Regions from separate parts of the Homo sapiens genome. Here region 1 is linked to region 2. Evidence: chromatin contacts called from ENCODE Hi-C or POLR2A ChIA-PET data. All regions are on one chromosome and are shown on one strand. Each heading gives the region's core, a stretch centred on a gene start or an enhancer-like site at or near the end of the contact. The rest is flanking DNA. Distances are from core to core; before and after follow the strand shown. Region 1 overlaps HIVEP3 (HIVEP zinc finger 3). Region 2 overlaps HIVEP3 (HIVEP zinc finger 3).

What was found. A loop is a pair of places that touch in the nucleus more often than their neighbours do. ChIA-PET counts read pairs that join two places held with the same protein, here RNA polymerase II (POLR2A). Pooled maps may share reads with other maps.
Region 1: a map of thyroid gland shows a loop between it and region 2 (3-fold over the local background). The contact joins two enhancer-like sites. A Hi-C loop is called at or near these places in 2 of 168 maps with a recorded cell type or tissue (endothelial cell of hepatic sinusoid and thyroid gland), 8 of 37 single-sample maps with no recorded cell type and 10 of 50 pooled maps. POLR2A ChIA-PET finds 5 or more read pairs at or near these places in 5 of 52 experiments (B cell, activated CD4-positive, alpha-beta T cell, activated CD4-positive, alpha-beta memory T cell and 2 more).

What each region holds. Positions count from the first base shown.
Region 1 is chr1:41,637,624-41,643,335 of GRCh38, forward strand. The region is part of intron 2 of HIVEP3 (HIVEP zinc finger 3); the gene reads right to left. Among named protein-coding and RNA genes, the nearest start is that of EDN2, 160 kb to the left of the region's middle. Within about 2 kb of position 3,846, at least 2 of the 41 ENCODE cell types and tissues checked have a DNase peak (open chromatin) inside an H3K27ac peak, as active enhancers do; they include B cell, where a contact is called at or near this core.
Region 2 is chr1:41,747,316-41,753,510 of GRCh38, forward strand. All of the region lies in intron 1 of HIVEP3 (HIVEP zinc finger 3), which reads right to left. Among named protein-coding and RNA genes, the nearest start is that of HIVEP3, 170 kb to the right of the region's middle. RefSeq lists enhancers at 3,136-3,265, 4,536-4,695, 5,056-5,245. Within about 2 kb of position 4,761, at least 7 of the 41 ENCODE cell types and tissues checked have a DNase peak (open chromatin) inside an H3K27ac peak, as active enhancers do; they include B cell, where a contact is called at or near this core.

The DNA of each region.
Region 1 (5,712 bases), core at 2,596-5,095, 110 kb before region 2:
CACAGACACACATCTATCTGTGTAGCTGTGACGGATGGAAAGGACCTGGGGGATGCAATCTTGTCCTGGAGGGCACTGCAGAATGGGTGGGGCTTGAAACATGCGTTCTTGTTTCTACATTTCCATACTGTTCTTTTTTTAAGCACTAAGCATGTATCACTTTTGTAATTTGAAAATGATATAAAAGTATAGAGACAGAAGGTAGAATAGGGGTTGTCCGGAACTGGGGCAGAGCAGAATGGGGGGTCAGTGTTTAATAAGCACAGAACTTCAGTTTTACAAGATGAAAACAGTTAAGAGGCCAATATCTTAAGTGAAACAACTAAGAAACAGAAAATCAAATACTGCATATTCTCACTTATAAGTGGAATCTAAATAATGTGTACACATGGACACGAAGTGTGGAATAATAGACGCTGGAGGCTCTGAAGTTGGGAGAGTGGGAAGGGTAAGGGATGAGAAATCACTTACTGCATACAATGTACATTATTTGGGTGACGGTTGTACTAAAAACCCACACTTCACCGCTATGTAATATATCCATGTAACAAAATTGCATTTGTACCCCTTAAGTTTATACAAAGAAAGAAGAGAAAGAAAGAAAGAGAGAGACAGAGAAATAAAGAAAGAGAGAGAAAGAAAGAAAGAAAGAAAGAAAGAGGAAGGAAGGAAGGAGAGAGAAAGAAAGGAAAAGGAAAGAAAGAAAGAAAGGGAGAGAGAGAGAAAGAAAGAAAAAGGAAAGAAAGAAAGGGAGAGAGAGAGAAAGAAAGAAAAGAAAGAAAGGAAGGAAGTAAGGAAGAAAAGGAAGAAAGAAAGAAAGAGAAAAGAAGAGATGGATGGTGGTGATGGGTGCATAACTTTTTGAATGTATTTAATAACACTAAACTGTACATTTAAAAATGATTAAGATGGTAAATTATGTTATGTGTATTTTACCATAATAAAAATTGAGAAACTGATATAAAAGTGTCTTCTTTTTAGAAAACAGTTGAACAGGGAGGGGGCTACTAGGGGTAGAGGGGCCCATCTGCAAGGTGGCACCCACCCAGGGCAGGAAGGACCAGGGCCAGCTCCTCTGCTGGCCCCACCCAAAATCATGAGGAGGGAGGGCCCTTGCTCTCCACTCTCCACCAACACATCAAAGCAAGGCCTTTGCCAGCAGCTGGTAGGGGCCGCATCCGGTCTGGGCACTGGGGGTTGGCATCACTGCAGCTGACAAAGGGTTAAAGAAAAATCCTGGATGCCTGGCAGGGGCCAGCCTCACTGGGTCATAACAGCTGTTTTCCAAGGGCTGGCAGGGAGGCAGGGGGGCTTTGGACTCTGGCACTGGGCCTCACACACTGATCCTAAAGAAAGTGGAGAAGAAGGCTGGCCCTGAGGCCCCTGCCACCCTCCTGACACCCTCCTGACACGTGGCCCTTCCCTCCACTCTGAACGGAACGTCTGCAGAAGGGGCCGGCACATGGAAAGTCAAATTTGATCTGTGTGGGGCAGGGAATTGTGGGATGAATCTTTCTATTTTCAGTTTTATTTGTTATTGTGGTCTGTGATCAATAAGAAAACATGAAAATCTAAGACATGGGTCACACATGGCAGAATCATATGGAATAATCCTGGTGGTTCATGCTGGGATACTGGCAAAGGGGTGGATGGGAGGGGAAGAGAGAGAATTACTGGCATGCCTCATTTACCCAGCACCACAGAAGTAGCATGGTATAGCATAGCGAGTTGGCCTTAACATCATCAGAAAGACATGGGTTCAGACCCTGGTTTCATCCATTACTAGCTCACTTTCCTCATGAGTCAGAAGTGAAGACTCTCACCCCCTCCCTGGGTTTGCCACGTGGATCAGATGCGACAAAGTGTATGTGAAATGAGTATGAACCCAGTATACAAAAGGCACTCAATAAATGCCTGTGCCCTTCTTCAGTTATGGTGGGACACCTTCCAAGTCTCTCTCCCTCTGTCAATCTCTCCTCCTTCTGGCTTCTGTTTTGGGGTTTGGGGTTGGCTCTGTGACCCACCTCCCTCTCTGTGGTCAGCCTTCCGGCTCTCACTTTCCTGAGGGGCTCACCTTTGTTTCAGCGGAGTGCGCTCTAGTCTGAGAATGCTGTGACATGCAGCTGACAGCCTGGAGGCTGCCTTGGGAACCTTCCCGGTCCCCAGCTGTGTTCTCCAGACAAGAGGCTTCTCTCTCACATGGTAGCTGACTCACGGATGAGTGAGGCGTCCCCAACAAGGAGAGTGGGCAGAGAGACAGGCAATGGAGCCCAGTCATTGATAGCGACAAGACCTGCTTTGAGGATACCCAGAAATGTTTTCCAGGAAAGACAGGGCATTTAAAAATAGAGAATGGTGATACTTTCCATTGTATGAAGGAGCAAAAAAGAAGAACTTCAAGTACAAGATAACATATTCCATTTAGTGGCAGGTAGGAATATACTGTCTCATAAACTCTACACTGGGATTTGGCAGAAGAAAAGTTCATGGTTTTCAGGCACTGCAGGGACAAGGAAGGGAGGTGTTGCTGGTGTATATGGGGAGCACCCAGCCCAGGAGTCGAGGAGAATACCGGAGTGGCGGGAGGAGGAACAGACGAGACTGGAGGAGCTGCACTTGGAGATGAAGGTTCTGAGAGCTGCTGGGGCGGGGGTTGGGGGGCGGGGGAAGGTAGGTGTGGGAGGAGCAGTGAGGTCGCTTCCTGCTATATCAGGCCACACCTCGCAGCCCTCTGTCACAGAAAGCCCCCTGGAACTAGGCACTCTACACAGGGGAGCAGAGAAGACACCGTGTTCCCTCTCTGGGTGCAATAGAAATCCCATGAGGCAGCCCCACATTTGAGGTCCAGCTGCACCCAGCTAAGTGACCTTGGACAAGACACTCTCCATCACTGGGCTAGACCCCAGGGTGCAAAGGTGAAGAAGACCTTGTCCATGTCTCAGGCTGTGATGGATCTAGCAGGGAAGATAGATAAGAAAATCAGTGGTTCTGGCCCTTTCTCCCAGGGAGCCCAAAACCTGAGCTGCTTCCCCGCAAGAAGGCTTCTAAATCTCCCCGGGTTGTAGACACAGAAGCCAGAGGTAGAGGAAGAACCCAACATTTGTTGAGTGTCTTCCACGTGCAAAGGCTGTCCCTGCATTTTTTCACAGTCATACTAATGCTACGGTCAGGCTCCATCATCACCATCTGACAACTGAGGAAACTGAGGCTTTGAAAACAGAGAGATGTGGACAGCCTTGCACTGCAGGAGGGCCCAAGGCTCTGGCATTAAATAAAACTGGACATTACTGGTCTTAGACACTGTGTGGCCTTCTTCGAGTCCTTGACCACCTGTGAGTCTGTTTCCTCACCTCTGAAACAAGAGCAAGAGTGCACGCCCTGGGCTGGGGTAAGAACAAAATGGTACGGTTGGCTTCCCAGAAAAATCCACCTTCTCCCTCTTCCTCTTCTGGTTACTTCTGATCTTTTAGCTTTACTTATGTTTATGATTATTTCATCTTCTAAAATAAGAAGATACCAGATCCCATAACAAGATTGCTGCAACTTATTCACAGCAAAGCAGGTGGAGGCCTCGGGAGATCCCGGGGACTACAGAACCTCCACCACTGGCCCACAGTAGGACAGGGGCAGGGAGTAATTCATGCCTACTAGGAAGACTGTGATAACAGGTGTGTGTTTTTGGAGGCAGAATTGCTTTCTGCCCACACGACAGCTGCCCCCTTAGCTAAGAGGGGAAGCCTGGTGACCCAGGGTCCTCCGGGGACCCAGCCAGGCTTCTGGTCTAGATCTCAACCTGCCCCACTCCTGCCCAGTGCTACCCCATCTTCCACCCCATCCCCACCTCCACCAGTTCAGAGATTCAGCCAGACAGAAAGGCTGTGCCAAAGGAAATTGTGTGCCACAGGGCCCACTTGGTCTGCTGTGGTGTTCTTCCTTTTTTTGGACTTTGTGGCTGTTTGAGTGGGTACCTTTTTCCATAGAAAGTTTCCATTGCATCAGTTATTTACATTGTCACCACCTATATGTGGGCTCTGGTTTCGAGTCGGTGAACCAGAGCAGGCCCTGTGGGGCCCAACACTGCTTACAGGGGGTGACAGGAGCCAGTTGCTACGGCAAGAGGACCTGCAGCTCTGGGTCAACCCTCAGAGCCACCCCCAACCCTGGCAGGTCCACTCTTAGTGTGCTCAGTCCCTTTGGGATGCCATTTTTAGGGTGAGATTTAAGAGAATTTAAGAGCACAGGCTACTAGGTTTGCATCCCGCCTCCTCCACCTCCTAGCTATGCTCTGAGTTATTGACATGACATCTCCGGGCCTCCGTGAACTATCATTTGTAAAGTGGGAATGACAGTGGCGCCTACCTGGCTGGACTTTGAGAAGGACTCAATCAGGTAGTGCACATAAAGTGCTTAGAACAGGGCCTGGCCCAAAGCCTCAATCCATGTTAATGAATGGACAAGGATTTCCTGCCCCCACCCTGGCTCAGACCCTACTGCCCATCCTCTCTTGTGTGAACCAACAGCAACAGCGTCTGCACTGTCCTGCCCAGCCCACCGATCCATAGACCCAGACAGACTGTCCTGATAGCCAGCTCTCACCAAGTCACTCCTCGCCCCAAATCCCAAATCCTTCAGTGGTTCTCCTTAGAGAGTAATGTCTGCACTTTACAAATATGCCAGGCTGCCTCGGCATCAACACTCCCCTGCAAAGCCCCGCTCTTGCCAACTGCCATGCTCCACATTCATGCCTCTTTGCAGTTGTCTCTGTCTGGAATATTTCTCTCCATTTTAACGTGGCTAAATCCAACCCACACCAGCCTGGGTGAGCCCACCTCATAGGCCTCCTCCTCCACAAAGCCCTCCATGACTCTACTCTCTCTCTGGCCAGGAATGATCTTTCATTTAAGGATTTGATCTCTTTGTCGTGGTGTTTACCTTCTCTACCTTGTATGGGTGCAATATAATACATACAAATGTGTGTGGGCATCACAGACAAACCATCTGATCTCTGAGGACAGGACTGGGATGTGTGTGATGCATCCGTGTCACTCACAGAGCCTTGAACATAATTGGTGACTGTGAGTGAATAAATACTGAATTCTCTCAATTTACTAACCCCGTCGACAGGGAAAGCTATTTGGGTGTGTGTTGGTGAAGATCAATCTGCAGCCCATCAGTGTCCACATGATCCTCTCGGTTCTTCTTGAGGGACCCGGCAGACTGGGGTGTCAGCCAGGGGCCAGGACCCCTAGGGGCTCACAGCTACTCAGACTCTGAGTCTCAGCATGGGACCTTGCATCTGAGGCATGTGTGGAAGTCCAGGAACCATCACTGACTTCTTCTCCCTCTTCCTCAGCCTCCACCTTCCATATGTCACCAGGTTCTCAGTGAATCAGCTCCCTAAGTTCCTACGCCCATGAGCCCCTCTCCACCCTACCGCCACCGTCTTGGCCTAGGCTTCAGCATCCTTGCCTCCTCCCTGGTCTCCCCATGTGACTCCCATCCTTTTCTGGGTCTTCTCTCCATGCTGCTGCCCCAAGCGGTACTTCTGCATCACAGCTCTGATTAGGCCACAATGCTTCTTGCCACTTCTGATGCCTGCTGACTGCCATCAGAAACCCAGATCCCCTAGGAAGGTGCTGGAGTGTCTCTCTTCTCTAACGCTTCTAACCCTCATCCAGAGCTTTGGTGTAACATCAATCACACTGTCCAGCG
Region 2 (6,195 bases), core at 3,511-6,010:
AGCTCCCAACTGATCCTGCCAGTTCTTGCCATGCACCCATGGCAGTGCCAGTCACCCAGGACCCAATCTGGCAGCTGCCTACCTCCAAAGCTACTGGCAACTCTCACCTGCATTTCTGGCAGGGGGATGAGGAAAGTGGAAAGAATCCATTTTTTCCTGATTATAAAAATAGTACATACTGTGAAAATTTCAGAAAGTATAAAAAGAAAATAAAAATGACTTATGATCCCATCCTAGAGATCACCACCATTCACATGTGAGTGTCCTTCTGGTAGACCTTTTTCTAGACACATATGCAGTTTGATTTTAGTTTTTACATCTATCAGCTATACTACTTTTTTCTTTTATTGATATATTATCTGTATCTTTCAAGTCATTGAATATACACCTATGTCACCATCTTTAATAGCTGCATAGTATTGTGTTGTGTAGATGGCTCCCATTTTATGTAAATCAACCTTACTGATAGACTATTGCTGGTTTTACAGTAAACAATGCTGCTATGAGCATCTTTAAAATAGTGTCTTTCTGGGGTCAATTAAGAACATGGATCAAAAGGCTTAAAAGGATACCATTCCCTTTGACCCAGTGATTCCACTCGGAAGCACTTGATGGTCTTAAGGCAGTAATCAGATGGAAGAAGGCCACCAGCACGGATGATCCAGAGAATCCAGAGAATAGGAACCAGACAGCAATGGAAGGATCCCCCATTCTTGAGTTAAGGCCAGGGCAGGCACATGGTTCATATATAAACATTATATGTCTTTCAGTCTTGAGTGCCTGGTGTGGACTAAGCACCTAATAAATGAAAGGTGAGACTGGTCACAAATGCAAGGTGGGAAGCCCGTCAGAAGTCACGGCAGGGCCTTTCCACAAGCTGGATTGGTGCTACAACCCTGGAATACTGGCTTTAGGTTCCTCTGGGTGAGGAACTTGTCCCTCTCTTGTCCACCCTTGTTACTTTCCCTCAGCTTCAGGGAGAGTAAATGAAGAAGCCAGGGGCTAGGAAGGTGACCAGAAACCCTAGTTTCATGGAACAATGACATACCAAAGCCACACATATCTTTGTTCTGTTCATGACCATGGAGAGGTCATTTCCTCATCTCTGCCCCACCTCCTTCAACTATTGAATGGGAAACTGTGGTCCACTCACCTGCACAAAGCAATCAGGGGGCAGCGCTGTGAACAGAGACTTTAGAGTAACATCATCATGACTGTCATCACCATCATGGCAACAATAAGGGCGGTTAACATTTACTGAGCACTTGTCACCTGCCAGGTACTGTTCTAAGTGCTTAGGCTATGCTAATCTTCATGCTAGCTCTATGGCGTTGATACTATCACAGTCACCATTGCATGATGGAGGCAGGAGGCTCAGAGAGGTCACCCAGCTGGCTTGCTGAATTGTTGGGGTCTGAACTTAGCAGCCTTCTTCTAAGACACAGATATTGGTCAGAATGCCACAGACCCCCTGCCGCCCACCAGCGGGGTCCTTCAGGCTTCTTATTTGGCCTCTTTGAGGCTTGAGTTTCCTTGTCTGTAAAATGGGGATACCACTTTCCATCTCATTGGCTTTGAGGACTCTCAGGGGAGCAGTGCACACAGGAGGACCACCACTCAGCTGGGCTCAGAGTGTGTGTGCCTTCCGCAAGCATCTGAGACAGGTGCCACAAATGAGGGCTGCTTGCTGCCCACACAAAGATGATCTGCCCCCAGTCAATATACACTTGTCTCTCTCTTGTCCACCCTGTTAGAGACAGAACAAGGGGTCTCTATTTTCAGTCATGACAGGGATTCCTTCTAACCCTCCAATAGGCTGCAGACAGTGAATGTCACCCACTAGAAGGTATAAAGGCATAAAAAGGTATGATGGGTGTAAAAAGAGGTTTGTTTGAAATTTGTGACTTCACACTTGGCACTCCTGGTAGGGATGGGTCACCCTCTGGCATCCATGACCATTTACCCATGAGCCCCTCTCACTTCCCCTGGGTGGGTTTCAGCAAAGGCAAAAAATGCATATGATTCCTGACCTGAGGGTTTCTTCCAGGATTCAAAGGCTCTCTGGACTCTCTGAAACCTTAGAAAAAATTGTGTGTGTGTGTGTGTGTGTGTGTGTGATGGAGAGACAGAGAGAAGGAGACAGAGAGAATGAGAATAATTCTAGAGAGAGGGCCTGTAGCTGTCAAGCTGTCAACATAGTTTCACTGAGGCTCCTTCATTCCTAAGAAAATTTAGAAATGCTATGACAAAGGGTTTTCCCTGTGAAATGTCATTACATAGATCAGCCGTGTGCTCTCTGGCGCGAAATCCTCCCATCCCCTCACCCCACGGAACAGAGCTCACCTGGGGCTCACATAGCCCTAACTAATTTGGTCTTCATTAGCTATGTGATCTTGGATAAGACATCTCGCTTTCTAGCCCCTGTTCTTCCCATCTGCAAAACAAATAAGTTGGACTTGTGAGTGGCTTCAGCATGTGCTCTACGGAGCTCCGGGGGCACAGGGGAGAGTGGTGTGGCCTTGGGGGTGAAATGTATGTGGGGGTCACCTCTGTCCAACAACAGCAGCTCTAGCTCTCACAGAATCTGCATGAAATGTTACATGAGCAAATGGCTCTGTAGCCTAAAGCCAAAATTGAAACAAAACCCTGGCCCAGTTGATCACTTGGAACCTTTCTGGCTTGTGAGGTCTGAGCCCTGAGCAGCACCAAGCTGCTCTGGTTCTGTAATCCTTAGAGGCGGTGGAGCCTCCTGGTTAAGAGTCAGAACCTGGGTGGAATCTTGGCTCTGCCACTCATTAAGCGCCATGACCTTAAGCACGTTGCCTAAAACTCTCTAGCCTGCTTCCTCTTCTACAAACTGCACACACCTACCCCACAGGGTCTCTGTAATGATTAAACAAATTAATAAACCTACAACACCTCGCCAGATCCACAGCAAGCACTTGTAAGTGTTAGCAGCTATCTTCTGTCACAACTTCTAACATGAGTCCACAAACATGGAATTCATCAACAAATGGCAGCTGAATAAACGAGGGAGTGAAGGAATGAATGACTGGAGTCCAAAATTCCATTAGTTGATTCTCTAAGTGAGCCCACTCAAAGCATTAATCCAAGGCTTCCTAAGCTCCAGTGTGTGCATCATCTGGGAACCTTGTTACAAGGCAGAATCAGATTCTGCAGGTCTGGGCTGGGGCTGGGCCTTGGCATTTCCAGGTTCCAAGGCGAGGCCATTGCTGCTGGACTGAGTAGCCGGGCCTTGGTTCATTGCCACTCATATTCATTAGCTTGTAGGCTTCCCACCTGCAGTTACCAAACCACTCAAGACCCTTGAAAATCTCTGTAGATTGGGCACTCTTTATCACCTACTGAGCTACCAAGCCCAGTGCACTTTTTTTTTTTTTTGACACGCGTCTCGCTCTGTCGCCCAGGCTGGAGTGCAATGGTGCGATCTCAGCTCACTGCAACCTCTGCCTCCTGGATTCAAGTGATTCTCCTGCCTCAGCCTCCCAAGTAGCTGGGATTACAGGTGTGTAGGATTACAGGTATGCACCACCACGCCTGGCTAATTTTGTATTTTTAGTAGTGATGGGGTTTCACCATGTTGGTCAGGCTGGTCTGGAACTTCTGACTTCAAGTGATCCATCCATCTCGGCCTCCCAAAGTGCTGGGATTACAGGTGTGAGACACCGCACCGCACCCGGCCCCCAGTGCACCCTTGGACTAGGTTCGTAAGAACGGACATGGGCATCCGTGTTAAACCCGAAGTTCATGTCTAGGCTCTACCATGCAATGACCGGCCAAGTCCCTGGTTTCTCTGGGGCTCAGCATCCTCACTTGTAAAGCAAGATCAGCAACACCCTCCCTGCCCAGCCCATAGAACTGCTCTGAGGATAAAAAGTGACAACAGATGGGACCATCCAGGGGCCAGAGGTCGTGATTAACTGGCAGGCTTTATTTCCAACTTCTCCTCTTCACCCTTTGAATTCATCCCGAGGGAAACTGACACACATTTTTTTTTTTTTTTTTTTTGCATAATGGCATGCAAGGGAAGAGGAGAGGAAGTCAGCCTGCTAAATTTAGCAGATGCTTACGCCCCCTCACCCAGGGCTCAGCCCACGCATTTCACCATGAGTAGGTGCCTTTCTATATTTAACTTCTGCCTGCACCTTCCCCTTGAGCTCTGACACCAAAAACCCCAGGAGGATGTGGTGAGGAGGGAAGGGAAGTTCACGAAATGAGCAGGGTTGACATCACATGAGGCCCCACCTGCACCTTCAGGTGTGCGTTCTTCAACCTTTCCCCTGTCCTTCTCTTGGAGCTTAAGACTCACCCAGCCAAAGTGTGACCAGAGATGCTACTGCCCTTTGGGACAACAGCACTCAGTGGTGGGCAAGGGACCATGAAAAGCCCAACAGAAGTCATGGCGAGGCAGGAGAGTGTCTAATGCTTCCCATAGGCACAGCACTAGGCCCATCTGCACAAGTGACCAAAGTGAATCCACACAAAAGCATCACACAGATGGTATCATACTCAGGCTGCCGATGAGCAAGTGGGGGCCCCAAGAGAGGGAGTTGTCCAAAGCCTGTGATGGGTGGAGGGTCCAAAGCCTGTGGTGGGTGGAGGATCCAGGCCTGTTCTCCAACATGACCCTGTCCATATCACATTTGTCTTCTCACTCCACCTTCTTTATAGAAGACTGCTGGGGAGGTGATGGGTTCAAGTCTTACCTATGTCATCACTCAGGGGTGTGACTTTGAGTTAGTCCCTCTCCTTCTCTGGTTCCTCACTGCACAACAAGTCCACTGGACTGCCTTTCTGTTTGATTTCCGAAAATCTTCTTGATGACATCAGAATCCAACGATCAGAGGAAGTGAGAATGAATCCGGATGACTGACTTTCAAAACCACAGGGTGACCTCTGTGCTGCACCTCCCTGGTCAGCACACATGGAGTCTGTGGCAGTCACCCACGGAGGCTCCGCAATAGCTCCTCACCCTTCTGGGGAGCCCTCACTGAATGCCTCTGTGCCAAGCAGCTCAGCAGGCTCTGGGTGGACTGAGATGAACCAGGGGCCTAGACCAGGGTCCACCTCCAAAGAGGGGAAAAAGACCAGGGAAGACTGCGGCTCTGACTGTGATGTGGTCAGCACGGCGATGGAGCTCCCATGGGGCACAGGGGCTGGTGCCTAACCCAGCCTAGGGGGCTGAGGGAAAGACCCAGTGGGAGGCAGACAAAATACATCCAACACTCCAGGCCAGCAGTTCTCAAAGTATGGTTCCTGAACCCGGAGCATCAGCGTCATCTGGGAACTTGTTAAAAATGCAAATCCCTGGGCCTGTCCCAGACCGACAGAACCAGCAGTCTGTGTTTGAACAAGCCCAGGCCCTCCAGGTGATTCTGAGGCACTCTCAGTTTGAGAACCCTTGGCTTAGGGCAGGCCTTAGAAGACAGCAAAACCTTGAACTCTGACCTCTCTGGGTTCTATTCAAAGCTTGGCTAGGAAAAGTAACAATTCAGGAAAGTGTTCTAAATAATCTGGCGTCCCTTCTCTCCGCTGGACAATCTCAGTGCTCACTTTACAAAGTGTTAGGCTCAGGGAAAGATCCACATCTGAGTCTGGCTACTAGCCTGGCTGCTGCTCCACTGGCTACATCGCTGGGCACTGCCTTTGGGTTTTATTGAGCGTGTTTACAACCACAGAAAGACTGTCTCTGAGTTGCTGTAAAGCGGTTGTATTCTATCAAGTTACACAAAACTCCTTCTGTAAAAACTCACGTGAGAACAGTGGCAGGTAACTTGGCAAAGACTTTCTAAAAATGACAAGACCCAGCATTGGTGGGAGTGTAGGGAAAAAGACACAGTCACACATTTCTGGTAAGTATGGAAATTGATACTGCCTTTCTGGAGAAATACCTGTCAAAAGTGTTTTTTTAATGTGCATCCCCTTGACCTAGCAATTCAATCTTAGAAATTAATCCTAAGGAAATAATCATGACTGTGTATGAGTAATTCACTCCAAGGATATTCATGTTAGCATTGTTTGTTTTAAAAATTGGAAGCAATGGGCCGGGCACGGTGGCTCACGCCTGTAATCCCAGCACTTTGGACTTTGGGAGGCCGAGGTAGGAGGATCACTTGAGGTCAGGAGTTCAAGACCAGCCTGGCCAACATGGTGAAATCCCGTCTCTACTAAAAA